Regions from separate parts of the Mus musculus genome. Here region 2 is linked to region 1. A link is a loop called in an ENCODE intact Hi-C map of the cell type or tissue named here. Cell type or tissue: gastrocnemius. All regions are shown on one strand.

The links. Hi-C counts contacts between places; a loop is a spot of excess contacts. Peaks named below come from ENCODE experiments on the same cell type or tissue, not always from the same donor. Only the 100,000 strongest peaks of a DNase experiment are listed, where the experiment ranks them.
Region 2: it touches region 1 in a loop (2.2-fold over the local background); 6 of 42 quality-filtered maps call a loop at or near these places.

Annotation. Positions count from the first base shown.
Region 1 is chr19:37,047,698-37,055,697 of GRCm38, forward strand. Cpeb3 (cytoplasmic polyadenylation element binding protein 3) reads right to left here. Exons shown (of 11, transcript NM_001290827.1): 9 at 6,563-6,677. Among named protein-coding and RNA genes, the nearest start is that of A330032B11Rik, 120 kb to the right of the region's middle. In gastrocnemius, a CTCF peak has its summit at 3,170 (motif pointing right); DNase peaks (open chromatin) are centred at 3,178 and 3,976; H3K27ac peaks cover 3,172 bases.
Region 2 is chr19:37,170,772-37,178,771 of GRCm38, forward strand. Cpeb3 (cytoplasmic polyadenylation element binding protein 3) reads right to left here. Exons shown (of 11, transcript NM_001290827.1): 2 at 3,196-4,214. The coding sequence starts at 4,203. A330032B11Rik (RIKEN cDNA A330032B11 gene) reads left to right here and starts at 3,072. Exons shown (of 3, transcript NR_045329.1): 1 at 3,072-3,262; 2 at 5,244-5,305. In gastrocnemius, a CTCF peak has its summit at 3,870; DNase peaks (open chromatin) are centred at 1,976, 3,699, 4,007, 4,553 and 5 more places; H3K4me3 peaks cover 6,725 bases; H3K27ac peaks cover 6,721 bases.

The DNA.
Region 1 (8,000 bases):
CTTTGAAGAAAAGTAAACAATAAAAAGCAAACAACTGTTTACAATGGGCCGTCTACTCAACTCACAAGTCTTCCTGAACTCATACTGTGCTTAAAACCTAAAGTGATACCCCTTAACTACTAACCAGGGTTTCCAATATTCAACAGCAGTCACCTTTTCAGTAAGTAATCCCTTTTCAATAATTTTAATACTAAAAGAAAGCAGAAAGAGAAACTTAAATCCATCCTGTACTGGATGGGTGACTAACAGAAGCAGAATAATACACTTCTCTTAAGTTCTACAAATCTCCATTCTGTGAGTTCCCCATTTTTAGTATTTATTTTTATTTGTATGTGTTGCAGAGACTAGACGAAGGTGTTGAAACTCTTGGATCTGGAAGTGCTAGGCACCTGTGAGCCACCCAGTGTGGGTGCTGGGACTTGAACTCTGTCCTCATGATTGAACAGCAAATGTTCTTAAGTGCTCGCTGAACTATCCCTCCAGCCCCAAGTTTTCCTTTTCTTTTTTTAAATAGAGGATGTAAGTTTACCAGAAATGTTGCGACATACAATTACTTTAGAGGCTAGGCTTAGAAGTTTCTCTACATCGAGTATCGTTCATGAACACAGGAGAGTCCTGCAAATGCCCCTTCCTTCTGACGAGAGGAAAGCAAGGGTGAAAAGACAGGCTACCGTTCTGACTTTCTGGAAGGGAGAAAGGAAAGCAAGACAATCAGTAATTGTTTAGACAGACAACTAAACCTTCATGGATTCCTTCATCTGGGTCTGCACAAACGAACCATAACCTTGCCGTGAAAACTGAGTCTTCAACCAAGGGTATGTCCTATTGAGTAAGCCTATGAGAGTGAATCCTCAGCCTGAACCTCCTTCAGTAGAGTGGATAGGATAATTCCCTGGAGGACAGTAAGAAACATTAACCTAAGGAAGATGTGGGCTCAAGAACCGAGCATACAGAGTGTGGCGTCTACATGGCGGTTATGTAGGCAACAGGGAAGAGTCTACAAGGAAGTGCCTCAAACCACTTCTGACCACTCCCAGTGTTCTCAGAGTCTGCCTGGTCACCAGAAAAGTGAGAAGCCGGCAGGATTCATAGATGTGTGTGAGGGCATACTGCATTTTAGACCATATGCTCATATCACTTCATGGTCAGCTTCCATAGTAGCAGCAAGAGTACCGTGAGCCCTGTTCCCGTGATGGCTCCCACTGAGCTTCATTGTGTCACACACCAGAGAGGGAAGCAAGAGTAATGTAGCTGTGGGAAGCATACAGTTCTCATGAACTCCATTTTGTGGTGACTATACTTCTGAAGTTGAATCTGAACCCATCATGGTTCCCTGGATCGGCTCCTGATTCTTTAGAGATAAGAAAAAACCTTTAGTTCACCAGAAAGGAAGTCTTGCTGATTCTCCCCACTCCCATCTGCCTTGGGGTTCTGTTCCTCGTGTTTAGTTGCTGTTCAAAGCCAGCCTGAAGGGCAGTGTCTAAGACTGGAACACCGAGAACCAAGTAGGGCGGCAGAGGAATGAGGATCCCCGTGACCCGGAAGTCCACTTTTTCTCTTTGGAGATAACACATAAAACGGGCAGGAACAAGGCATGAAGCCCCTCAGGACGACAAGGCAATCCTGGCTTCTGGAAGGAAGGAGCATGAACATTCTGGGCTTCCCATAATCTTTATGCTAGTTCACGAGGGGTCAAGAGGAGGCATGTTCAGACCTTTACTCTGTCAGATGAACCCCAAAACATTTTTAGATGGATGGCATTGAAGCACTCAGTCAGAAAGGGAACTTTAATTTCACTAAATCAAACTGGTGCCAAATTGCTCCTTTAACTAGCCGCCCTCCCAGATCTTCCCTGGATAAAACAGTTTTCATCAGCACAGAAAGCCTGGAGCTGAAGCACAGAAACAAGAAAGACTTGACACGCTACTTGAATAATGGCTCCTACTTTCTAAAATGCCAAGTCTACTGCTTATAGCCTCTCAAGGTCATCATAAATGTGAATGGTGAATGAGCCGGCTCCAAGCACACAGCTGAGAACACAGTGACACCTGACTGCTTCGTTTTGTTTCCTCCCTGCTTGTAAATCTTTGCTTTGAATTAAGCTGGCTTCCTCTCTGCTCTATAAACATCAGTTCATCCTAGCCTAACTTTGGCTTTCTGCTGGCTCAGTCTGTAGTGGATATGACAATGTCTGACAGGATCTGTAGACAAAAGGTTTGTTTGGGAAGAAGAGGTGGAACACATACCAGCATTACAAAGTCCTTGGCTTTACAAGCACTTCAAACCTGGAGTTTATTTGGTCACTTCAGACTGAACTTGGGACTGGATGAGAAACGTCTACTGCTGAGAAACTTGATATTCAGCACTTTTGGTCATCTACCACCTCACAGAACAGAAAGGGATATGGTGACAAGTCAGAATGCGATGCCATCCCCAGCTCAGGTGAACTGCCAGAACATTTGTGCAGAATGTCTGCACCACATGAACGTGAGACACATTGAGATGTAGACTCTCTCCAGCATTTATCTGGACATAGAAGCCATCATACGGCATTGGGGGTAGGGAGAAGAAAACTTCAAGATCTGCCATGGACTATTAGCAGGGTGAAAAAGAAAGGAAAGGGGAGAATGGTCAGAGCAATAGTCAACGAAGAACAAAGAAGCCATAATAGAGACGCCGTAATAGAGACACCATAAAAGGCTCTTGGAGCTCAAGGCAGCAGCCTCTCCAGACGCCGCCGCTCTGCAAGGCCAAGTCTGATCAATGCTGGAAGAAGTCATCAAGTGAAGAGCATGGTTTGAAAGAAGAGATTCCAAAGCTTAGTTACTTTAGTGGTCCCCAAATCAGACACCTAAATCAAGAAGACGGAATGAAAGAAGCGCACATGCGAATGAAGTCGAGAGCATTGGGGAGCGAGATGGTTCAGTCTCCTCCACTTGGTCCCTTCACAACCCTCAGCCTGACACTGACTTACTGTCTGAGTGAAGAGGTGTGCAGGCGTGTGTGTACTGGAGATGAGATGTCCTAATGCCGTAGGGCTTTTCCTGAATGGGCATTCAGGAAAAGATGTTACTCCTATCACATGGCCAAAGGTCAGCATATGGTTGTCTCTGTAGCCAGCAGAAAAGCAAACTGCTTAGTTCTTTTGTAGACTCTAAAGAATATGCAAACTTTAGCCACATGGGGGCAGGATGGATCTACCTACAGCTTTCTTCCCCCTCAAGGTGAAAGGCATCCAGATCTAAGAAACACCAGATTTGGAGCAGTCACTCTTAGCTTGCTGCTGTTACTCATAGGAGTAATAGAAAGGGGGCAAGAGATGAGAGTGATGTGCACTGACCTCTACCTACAACTGATGGATGAGAAATCTCATCCAGATATGCTCTTCATTGGGTTTCTCCATGCTCAGGTTAGTTTCGATAGGCCTGTGACTTCCCTTACCAACCTGACCTGGGTATGACGGTTCACACCTGGCAGGAGGATTATGAGTTTGGTGACACACAGTCACCAGAGTAAGAACTGTCTCAAAATAAATAAATAAATTAAAAAATAAATAAAATTTTAAAAAGATAAAAAGATTTTGTCAAAGAGTAGGAATATTTAATTAGATGGATACCCTCAGCCCATTCAGGACAGTACTTGCTTCTTAGAGGACTTTCTATTAGGATGGATACAGGCTAACTTTAGGAAACCGATCAGTGATCACAGTCCCTATCTCACAATGTCAAAAGTAAAGCAAACAAGAACCTCAAAGGAGCTAAAGGAATAGTGTAGGTGGGGCATTCCAATCACTCTGACGTGTTAAAGGACAGGTTTCGGCCAAGGATAAAGTGAAATTTATCCCAACAGCCAAAGCCTGACCTACTGAGTGAGGCCCAGGGAAGGACTTTAGAATACTTTGTAAAGAAAGCACTCATCGCCTGGAGAGTGGCTTGGGGTTAGGAGCACTGACTGCTTGTGCAGAGGACCCGGGTCTGCTTTCCCAGCATCCATGTCACATGACTGAAGCACCTGTGCCTCCAGCTCGGCCCTCGGCCCCCACAGGCACCCGTGAGCATGTGCTGCTCAAAAACTCTGGCAGGCACAATAAACAAATAAACAAACAACAAACCTTTTAAAAAGTCCAATATTTCAAGACCAAATTTCAAAATCTTAAAGAATATATATGACTCAGTCTTCGACTGTCAATATGTCTCTTGTGTTCTGCTCTGAAAACTTTGGTTTCCTATATAAAATTTCCTGTTTAACACAACAGTGAGATACTCACTCAGTTCAGGATGGCACACCCTGGCTTATCTATTAAACAGTGGGCTTCCTATCCACCTAGCTACCAGCTGCCCTCTAGAAGTACTGTCAAGTGTGCTGAGGGACACTTCCAGAAGACCGAGTGACTAGATCTCTGTTATATAGCCACCAAAACAAACCAATTAAGACAAAAATAGCTAACTTAAAAAAGAAAAGAAATCCAAGAAAAAAGAAAAGAAATTCAATCCTAATTATAGGTATATTCTCTAGGCAAAGAACACAAATCTTATTTCTGATTAGATACCTGGATATAATTCTTTTTAAAATACTTCCCCCGCCCTGCACTCCGAGAAGGCTTGTTTGAGCTTACTATGCAGCTAAGGATAATACTGAGCTCTTGCTCCTCCTGCCTTCTTCCAAACACAGGGATTGCAGAGATGTCATTCTTGCCTGATCCTAGAGCTTGCAGCATCCTGCTGATATTTAACACTGGGTACAATGTAGCTTATAAGCTGCGCTTCTAGTGACTTAAAGACAAGGCCTGACTAGTTAAAAGCTAGTGGTACTTTTTATGATTGTGGGGCATTGTTTTTAGACAGCTTCACTGAGACAAGTTGGCCTGGAACTCTGGAGGCCCACCGTCTTCTGATTAGGGTTCCAGGTGTGTGTCTCCATGTCCAGTTTCAGGACTTTTAAAGATTCTCATGTAGAAAGAGTGCAGGGGTCAAACCTTAAAACAACTTCCACTGCATTGTAGTCACTGCAGTGTACAGCAGTGACTGTCCAACTGTAAAATCCATGTGCAGTGAAAGATATCAGTGAGGGTTCCTGTCCTTCTCCAGCCTCGCACAGCGACAGTCACAAGGGATGCGAGTGCTTCTTGGCACCCACCTGTTCACGTCACCTCTTTGTGCAAACACCCATCTAACTCAGATCAAAAGGCTGCGTCATGTTTCAGCCTCCTTGTTCCCAGTGAGGTGGCCCTTCCTAGATTTTACCAAGTGGTGTTGGCTAAGGAAGAGGGCTCTCACTGCTTTGCTTTCTTTCTTTTGGAATAGTTTTTCATTAGAAGAAAAAGCAGACCCCAAAATCTCTGACTTTTAGAAATAATGTAAAATTACCATAATCAAAATATTTTAAAAGTTCCTCAGAATAGAATTATGATTGTATCCCATTCGGTTTAGCCCAAAACTCAAACTCTCCCTGCTTCAATCTCTCAGTGCTAGAGTTACAAGTGTGAGCATCAAATTTAGGAAGATACCTTTATAGAGTTGTAAAGTTTTGTTTGTTTTTAATGTGTAGACTGGAGTTAGAATTCAAATAATGTTGAGAATTCTTCAGCGTTTTCTGTGTAGCTCAGGCTGGCTTTGTATTCACTCAGTAAGTGGTAGCTCAGGCAAGAGTCAGGTTTAAAAAGCATCTTGTGTCAGACTCCAGAGTGCGTGGCTGACAGGCATGTGTCACTGCTCATGACTTGTCTCCAGGTTTAAACAGTGAAGCATCGGTTCAATACCCCCTCAAGTCTCTAGTTCATTAGGACTCAGCTTGCCCTCAGCAGCACAACTGTTTTATCCTTGGAAACAAAACAGCAGCAGCAGCAGAGGTTGGGCCAGGTGGTACAGGCCTGCAATCTCAGCCACTTGAAAGTTTGGGGAAGGAGGATTCCAAGGCCTGCCTGGTCTACACAGTGAGTCCAGGCCAGCCTGGCAACTCTGTGAGGCTGTCAGAATAAATGCGGAAGGTGGGCTGAGGATATGAACACTTGTCTAGTTGTGTCAAGTCATGGGTTCAATCCCCAGTACTACACCAAACACCCACCACAAAACAAGAGCTTCTCCAAAATCATGATTAAAAAATTATCATTCATTTCTGGAACTCATAAGAACTAGTCAGATCCCACCTGGCTGGGAAGGCTTAGAGGCAGAAGTTGATTCCCAGGCACAGTCCCCAGCCACAGCTTGGCTTCTGATTGCCTAGGCACCCAGACACATGGGCAGACTTCTGACAGGGTGCCTGTCGTCTGAAACAACACTAAGTGGCATGAGCGTGCACACTGCCAGATATTATTATTTTAAACATGTGGGTATAAAGGAAAGAACTAAATAGACCTCACCCTTTCCACAGAATGGTTTAATGAAATCGACTCCCACACCACAAGGATACACAGCATTTGGGGGAGATTCTCAACCATTAGGCCGTCGCTCAGTGAACTGCCATGGCAGGCTTCCCTTTGAGGCTGAGGGTGGCTGACTGGAGAGCCAGAGCTAAGGCATTGGGGACTCAGCGCTTTTGCTGTGCTGTTTCTATTTCCACTCACCAGCTCGAAGGGGTCGTGGAACTCCCCCAACAAAGATAGTTTTTCTGGGGTCCAAAGGCTGAGAGCCATCCATTACAAAGTCACTGTCACTTAGGTTCCACGGTCGGATTTGCACCTGAAAAAAAGGCGTTTACTTGGTCCTTACTTCATTTCCATCAACTCCAAATGAGAATAAGATGACTCAAGACACACCACACCCACTGTGCATTTTTACAACATCCAAGTTCCAAACAAAATCAAGTTAATTACTTAATACGGTCTGCATGAAGTGTCATTATCTTGGGGAAGCCACTCAATGCTCCAGACACATATCATGAACCCCGCACAAACCACCCGTGTTATTAAAGGTAGTCTTCAGCAGATTCTGAGCTTTGAATCCAGTTCATCTGAACACATCACAGAGTGTTGATAACCATTTAGCTTTTTGTAATGAATCCAGCTAAAAGGAACAGAAACATTAGGACTACTTTCTGAGAATTATCTATATTCCTGGATTTTCAATTCTCATCACCATCCCAAGTTAAAAATATTTACCTTTTAAACAATATGACTTAACACAGATTAACACTCAAGTTAGCAAACAATTACAGAGATGGCAAACCCTGACACTTAGAGAACAGTATCTAATTTAATTATTATACTGATTTTTCTACACAAGGTTGGTTAAATAAAGGCAAATGTTGTGTGTGTATGAGCTCACATGCAAGAGACAAAGATGGACACATATTCACACATACACACAGATTGAGAGGAGAGGAGAGAGACGGAGACAGAGAAAGAGACAAAGATAGGGGACAGAGATGGGGAAGAGAGCTGTTGTTTGTTGCAGGAGTTGGCATTCTCGTTTTTTAGTATGTCAGTTCTAAGGCAGTAGCTGCTGTAGGAAGCACCTTTAACTGCTGTGCCATCTCACCAACCCATAAAAGTTTAAAGAATATAAAAAGAAATCATTACAACTTATTTTCTTTTCTAAATTTCTGAAAATTTTTCTTTTCTTTTCTTTCTTTCTTTTTCTTTTTTTTTTTTTTTTTAAGATTTATTTATTGTAAGACACTGTAGCTGTCTTCAGACACACCAGAAGAGGGCATAAGATCTCATTATGGATGGTTATGAGCCACTATGTGGTTGCTGGGATTTGAACTCAGGACCTTAGGAAGAACAGTCAGTGTTCTTAACCACTGAGCCATCTCTCCAGCCCCTGAAAAATTTTCTTATTCAAGTGTGAATGTGTGTGTGTTGTATATGTATACATGCATAGGCATGCATGCATTCCAGGTGTGTGTGTGTGTGTGTGTGTGTGTGTGTGTGTGTGTGTGTGTGTGTGTGGTGTATGTGCATGCATGGTCAGATGAGTGTAGAAGTCAGAGGACAATTTGTGGACAATTTTTCTCTCCTTCCAGCTTTCTGTGGGTTCTGAAGATAGACCTCAGGTTATGAG
Region 2 (8,000 bases), 120 kb after region 1:
GTACTGAGTTCAAGGACAGCCAGGAATATCTATGCAGAGAGACCCTGTTTCAAAAACAAAACAAAACACAACACAACAACAATAACATAACCCAGACTTTTCACAATGTTGGCCAAAGTATCCTCCTGCCTCAACCTCTTTTGACTGAATACAGGTATGCACCACTCAGTACAATGCTACTTAAAAGCCATAAAGGTCTAACTGGAGAGATGCAGTGGGTGAGAGCACTTACTATTCTTCCAGAATCCAGGTTCAATTCCCAACACCCACATCTGAAGGTTACTGAACATAATTCCAGCTTTAGGGAATCAGATGCCCTCATCTGGCCTAGGCAGGTACCTGCACATACACAGCACATACTCTCACAGACAAATACAAATAAATAATAATTTAAAAATCTAAAAAAAAAAAGACCCTAAAGAACTGTTTTAAATAAGAAATAGAAATGAGACACAGAGTACATATAATTTTTCTTGAAGCCAAACAAAAAATGTTTACTTTTAATCAAATGATTCAATCATTTTGCCCACTCAATAATATTTCCATCTATCACAACAACAAAAAAGTGCAAAGTACAATTATGTTTTGCCTTAGAAGCATCATTGGCAAAGGATTTGGCAAAGGATTTGTTGAGAAACACTAGCAATCCTCATGCTACTGGTGCTCCATACAAGGGATTGGTGAAGAGGGAGGGAGGGAGGGAGGGAGGGAGGGAGGGAAGGGGAGAGGGTGTATTTTCAAACATATGTAGAGGCCAGAGGTCAGTGGCATCGTCTTCCTCTATGAAAACTCAGGGTTTTTTAATGTGGATGCTTCAGACCAAAATTCAAGTCCACATATGTTTTTATGGCAAACACTTTAGCAACAAAGCTATATCTCAGACCCCTCTCCAAAATTTTGGATTATATTCTTTCCAACTTCTTCCTTCTCTTCCTCCTCTCCCCCTGGACTTTCTTTTTCTTTCCTGTTTTGTTTTGTTTTGTTTTGCTTTCTCAGACAGGGTTTCTCTGTGCAGCCCTAGCTGTCCTGGATTTCACTATGTAGATGATACTAGCCTTGCCTTAAAAAAGTCAGAGTTTGATGCCAGAGCCCACATAAAGGTGAAGGAGAGAATGGATTCCATAAGGTTTTCCTCTGATCACCAAACATGCACCAGGCATCCATCTCTCTCTCTCTCTCTCTCTCTCTCACACACACACACACACACACACACACACACAGACAGACACAGACACACACATTCACAAATCCTTTAAACATTAAAAAGGAATTTGGATTATCTTTTCTGAATGGGTTTGGATAGAAAGCCTCAGAATAAAAAGAGAAACTGTCAAGGCAGCAGCCCCTCCTTCCAAGTACCAACTACAGCAGAACCTGTCCTGCTCACCTCCCTCTGCCTACAGAACTAATCCCAGTCATGAAAATCAACTTTAGAATGGAAAGAAGCAAGATATGAAAGTGGTAGCAGGAGTCTGCAGCCCAGGAGGTGGAGGCAGGAGGCTCGGGAGTTGAAGGTCATCCTCAGCAATCAGCAGGAGCTCATCTAAAACTGTGCCTTACTATTCAAATGCCCTGTTCCTGGAGGACCCTTCTGAAAGCATGTGAGAGCCTTGCTCACTGCAGCCTCTACTTAGGACTAAGAGTGTGTTCAACATGAGCAGGAACTAGGTACCAGCCTGAGCACCACCCAGAAAAACCCAAACCCAAACAACAAAACTCTCCTAAACACAATTTAGAGCTTTCATGGGTCTCCTTCAACTGTTCAAAACAAAAATTCTGGCTCTAGCCCAGAGACATCCTTTCAATAATCCCATTTCCTTCGAAATGATACAACCCACCCCCCAAACATCGGAAAGGTAAAAACCAGCAAACTGACGGCTCCATCTGTGCCAGGTTGAGAGCCTTCAACCTCTGTCAAACTGCCAGGCTAGCGTCTGTCAGCGGGGGCCGAAGGATTCCTTTTCTTTCCTTTTTGAGACAAGATCTTGTAAGAAACACAGACCGAGCTGGAAGTCCCAATCTCATCGTCCAGCCTTGGTGGTGAACTACAAGCTGTAACCACCACACCCAGCCTTTCTCTTGTAGGGAAGCTTATGGCCAAATCACTTCACAGGCCCAGGGTAAGTGCCTATTAGACAGCAAAGGTTCCCAATGAACACACACACTCAGTTCCCCTTTCTGATCCAAAGGCCCAGGATCCTGTCTACTGCTGTGGCTACAGACCACATGAAAAAGCAACAGAAACAAGGACACTTTGTCCATTCAATCTTTTCGTCCGGGGCACTTCCTGGATTTTTCATTGGCATTTAATACCGAGGGACAAGACTCATTTTTCATTAAAGTTGCAAGACTTTCACTTTGCCCAGTTTCAAATGGTGTAATTGATCTGCATTGTCTTAAATAACCCAACTGGTGAAGGACACTGCAGCTTTAAATATTTCAGTGCTAGTTAGCAAATAGACTCCATTGCAATATGGCTCTGAAGGTCGTGTCCTATTGTCTCTCTCCTCTGGGGGAAAAATTTTTTTTAAACCTTCTTTTAAGTAACATGGGACTAGTTCTCCCTAAAATTTCCACTCTTTCCACTTCGATCCCTTATAGTTCCGGGTATTCATTGGATTCTCACACTCGTAATTTTCCTGCCAGGGCAATATGCTGATTATTAATGATTCCAGCACCTTAGACATAAACACATGGGTTCACATTAGTTTAGTTGGGCATAGGCAACTATTTGAAATAGCACCACTCAAAGGCTGTTAACAAACCAGGGTGATTTGGGCGTGAATGGCTTTTGGTCCGCACCTTGAGCCTAGTATTGCGTAACCTGAAAATGTGTAGCTACTTAAAATGATAGGAATCTCAGCCTACTCCTCCTGGGACTACTCCCGCACCTGACTATACACTTGCGGCTTAATTTGTCAAAGAAGGCCAAAATAAAAAGCACAAGCACAGTGAAGGAGGAAATGAACTGGGGGAAAAAAGCCCTTTCCTACCCTCAAGCAGTCACAATGTCCACTCAACTTCGCCCCCACCCCCACCCAGATTGGATGGAATGGACCCGGTGAACCAGAGGATTTGGAGGGTGCTGGAATTTGCTGTGCCTTCTAAATAACAGCGAGTGGACCAATTAAAATAACTAGGAAGAGGGGAGAAACATGCGAGAAGAAGGAGTGTGCAAGAGCACAGGGACTTTACCTGAAAAGGCAACAGATTGTTACCATTATCGGTCCGGAAAGCGTTATCCTCCATCCAGGACTTGGAGGTGAGCGGGGCTGCACGAGGGAACTTGGGTGGAGCGATCACATTGCTGGAGAAGGGCTTTTTGAGCGGCGAGATGGGGTTAAGCGGGGAGGGTACCCCCACACCTACACCCACGCCCACGCCGACCGCGCGGCGAGGGTCTCGGCCCGCCTGCAGGCCACCCCACGGGTTGGACGGAGCACTCCAGGCGGCGTTCACGCTCTGGTGCGTGTTCCAGCTGGACGAGGCCGAAGAGGCAGCGGCCGCGGCCGCAGCAGCCGCGACCGCCGAGGATGAGGACGGCTTGCTGGTCATGATGGGCTGGTGGCCGTAGGCAGCGGCGCTCCTCTGCGCATAGGGCGCCTGGCTGGGGCTGGCGGGCGAGCGGCGTTGCTGCGAGGGCTGCGCCTGCGGGGGCTGCGCGGGCTGCGGCGGCTGCGGCGCGGGCGGTGGAGGCTGCTGATGGTGCTGGGTCTGCGCCAGGCCGATCTGCGGCGAGAAGGTGCCTCCGAAGACCGGGTTGACGTGGTGCGGGAAGTTTTGGAAGAGCATGGTCCCGTTGACTGGGGTGATCCCCTGGAAGAAGCTGTCCTCCACCGCGTTTGTAGTGCCTGTGGACCAGGTGCTGCCGAAGGACGGCGACAGCGACGCTCCGGGCGCCGTGGGCTCCTGCGGCGGCGGCGGCTGCTGAGGGGGCTGATGGAAACTCAAGCCCGGCAGGAGCGGCGACTCCATCTGCATCTTGTCGGGGCCGTTGGGGGCTGGCGGAGCCGAGGCGGGGCTGAGGGCCGGCACTGCGCTACTGTCTTCGGGCTTGGGGATCTCTGAGGAGAGGGGCGTGGACGGGGCTTCAGCTGCGCCGGGCTCGGGCTGGAGCTGTTGCTGCTGCTGCTGCTGCTGCCGCTGCTGCTGCTGAGACTGGGGCTGGGTTTTGCTTTTGTCCATCAGTAAATCATCCTGCATGGTTTGCGCAGCTGAAACGGGAAGAAAGAGAGATGCGTTATTGTCAGTGTGATCATGAATGCCCCTCACTGAAGCGGGCGGGTGTTTTACTTGCGAAAATCCAGTGCCACCGCCACTAGCCAATTGCAATGCAAATCCATAATCTCGCATTTAGAAGAACAAGTCGGGCTGGGAGGGGGGTGGGGGGAGCTGGAGGGATCGAGCAAGGTCTCTAAAAATACTGTGAGAGCGTCTTCACCCTTTCTGACGTCTCGGCCCCTTTTCTGTGTTAGTGAGAGATGTGCTTATAAGACAGAAAGACAGCAATTTCGCCACGTCTCTTTTCCCTTCACCGGAACTCAGAGCGTTCACCCTGCAATGAGAAACTGATTCTGGTTCCTGTTTTTTCCCAAGCACCACCCTCCCCCAGTTATTTGCATACGTCAATAAATAGTGCTGCGTCCTTCAGCAAGGTTAAAAAGACTTGGTACACGACCCTCTTTCCCCCTTCCCCAGCTGGAGCACTTAGAAACCATTTTTTAAGCCGACTTAGCCCTCTTGATTAGCAAACTGCCTTCTTGCCTCGGATGATTGTTTCATTTGGCTGCAGCGAACCTCGAGAGACAAAATCTTTGGCATTTGTTGGAAGAACTCAGCTGCACAATCATTCTCTGGCCTCTCCGTAGCGGCAGCTACTCCATTTTGTTAGGAGACGTTTTAATATAAAAGAAACCTCAGTTTTTAGAAAAATGAAAATCGCCGGGCGTGGTGGCGCATGCTTGAAATCCTAGTACTCTGAGGGAGAGGCAGAAGGATCAAAAATTCAAGGTCAGGCTTAACTATTTAGCCAGTTCGAGTCCAGCCTGGTATATAAGAAACCTGACTTTAAAAAAAGAAAGAAAGAAAAGAAAAGAAGTAAAAGAAAAGAAAAAAACCTACTGAAACGTTTAGAAGTGTTTGCTTCTTATTACTCTAAGGATTGTGGGTTTTCTGCTTATTCTCCGATTTTCTCCTCTCCAGTTCTGCCGCCCAAGTGATTTACTGGCTTCTTGGCATTTCAGGTCTCTACGGGAGCCTGAGAAATTCTCTGCAGAGTGGAGAAATGCTTCTGCTTGGATTTGAGGTCAGAGGGAGGAAGGTGGGGAGTGAGGAGGGGAGGGGAGGGAGTCTGTGAGATGGAGAGGGGGCGGGACTTTAAAAATGCATCTGAGATTTAAGTAGACAGTCAAGATAATTCTGGGGTTGCCAGATTTTCATTTTTGAATCCTCCTGCTGCTGCCTCGGTCACAAGACTGGCAAATTTAGAATCCATTCTTTTATCACTAGTATTAGCAATGAAAGACTATGGTTTGACGACCCTGAATTACCATATGCTAGCAACTGTTAAAAATAGAGGAGTACAAAGTCCCAAATTCTCATACATTGTAATTATAGTGCATTACCCTCACTGCTTCATTTAGCCATATAAGGAGTGTATGGTATTTTCCACTTCACATAGCAGGGCTATATTCACCTATGTCATACAACCTGTTTTCTTACTCAAGGGTGAAAACAGTAATCATTCAAAACCAAGAGATTTCCATGCATGTAGTTATCATTGAATGAGCTTGTCTCAGAATATGTTTAATTGCTTTAAATATCTGAATATTACAGGGCTGAGACCTTGCAAACAAATATTTTGAAATTTTAAAGGAGCTATGACCAAACATATAATTATTTTTAGATGATGATTCAGTATAATTGCAATAAAGTTATTAATATATTTAATATAGTTAATTAACTCATATACTGGAGAAGCATCTTCCTTGGGACATTTGTAAAGGGCATTCAGACACACACACAACAGTTCTGCCTTTGGACTATTCAAAATAACAACTCTTAAAATGGAGGTGGTATCGCTCTTAACTATTACACAAAGGATAACAGACAAGAAGTTGGATTCACAGTTCTTTTTTTATTAAAGCTATGATTAAAGTACTTAACAGATACCATCTTTCAAAGTTTTATATACGAAGAGCATAGTGAGCTTCAGGAAACACCACTTCTCTCAGCCGCCTTACTTTCCTTTTTATTCCTCTCTTCCCCTCTCCTAAAAAAAAAAAAAAAAAAAAAAAAAAAAACCCAGCCCAGTATAATAGAGCATGCACCAGGGATTGCCTGCTACTATCAATAAAGCCTGCTTCAGATTGCTTTTCTTTTCCTCAGTTCCCTCTATCTGGAACAATGGCTTTGATTAGTGTTATAAATAGAGCACAGAGAGGAGAGTGGACCTTGGAGTCAGACAGCACGAAGTTCCATCCCTGCCAAAGAGGGTGGTCACAGAGTCATCTCCTACCTCCTCCTTACGGTGCTGCAGTAGACCATTGTACCTCTGGAATTTGAGTGCTTTGATAAGCTAGAACTTTCTTTACAATAGCTTTATCATCATGGCTGAAATATGTACTGGATTATAATTTTAGTATCACCCAGCTATTCTCATTGCTTGTAGTCAACACTTTTGTTAATGCCTTTAGCTTAAACTGCATTAAAACCCCAAGCCAAAAAGTAACCTAGGCTTAGAATATTTTATAATGGCTTTAATTAATAGTAACACTATAACATTAAATTCTCAAAATATTCTAACAAAACACTCCATGTTTTTCAGAATGCTCTTTAAAAATAATACAAATTTAACTTTCTGTATTAAATTCACTCGGTCAAGGTCAAGACCCACCTTTTAATATGATCTTTTAAACAAAAGCTAAGTCAGTGACTAATATAAAATTTACAAAGTCAATATGTAACATCCTTAAATAACTGCCTGTATAATTTGATTTGGAGGTTTTTTTTTCTTTGCTTATATATAGCAAAGTCTGAGAAATAGATTCCTGTTTCCCCTCCCCCACCGCACACAATAGACCGGCTTTTACATGCAATTGCCCAATTTCAAGTAACAAATTCATAGCAGCAGTTACCTTTAAGTGTCCAGTTTTTAAAGATCGATAAAATTGAAAAAAAAATGAATAGTATTTATTTCTTCTTTCGGGTTGATTATGTGACCGCTCTGGAAAAGCACTTTGACAACTGTAAGAAGAGTGGGCATGCGCACACAGAGAACTGTGGGGGCTGAAGTCCTTCACACGGTACTCTGCCTCTGCCCGGCTTCAGCACGTTCAGTCAGGAAAGGAGGAAGCCTCGTAAATACAGATTCCAAGGGGGAGAGTTTGTGCCCGGATTATATTATCGCTTCCTAACCAACATAAATCAGGAGTTGTTGAAATAAAAGAAGGAAAAATAAACTGGATTGTCAACTTGATTTAGGAAGCAAGGCTAAAAGAGAAAGTAGATTGTAAGACTCGGAATAAATAGATCCAGCAGAGCTACCTTAAATGGTATTATGATGGTAATGCCTGGGTAGCCAGCAATAGGAACCCTAGCCGAGAGAAAGAGATCAGGGTGTGGAAGAAAAAGAATAGATGGAGAACTACTAGGGAATGAAAACACTTAAAGCCCCCATCCCTGCTGCTTTCCTGGCACAGCAGACAAGACAAGACTACATACACTAGGCTAATCTGGATCCTCCAGCCTCGACCTCCTAAAAGCTGGGATTATAGATATGTACTGCCACACCTGCCTAAAGGAAACACTTTTAATACAGAATCTTTAAGTATACCTTAATACTAAATGTACTACTGACCTTGAAGACAAAAATCCGTTTTAATCACCAATGCTGGACACCTTATGTACCACAACCGATGGATGGAGATGGGGCCTCCCTATGTATGCACCCCTGGCTGTCTGGAAACTGGTTGTGTAAATCAAGCAGGCTTCAAAAGTGG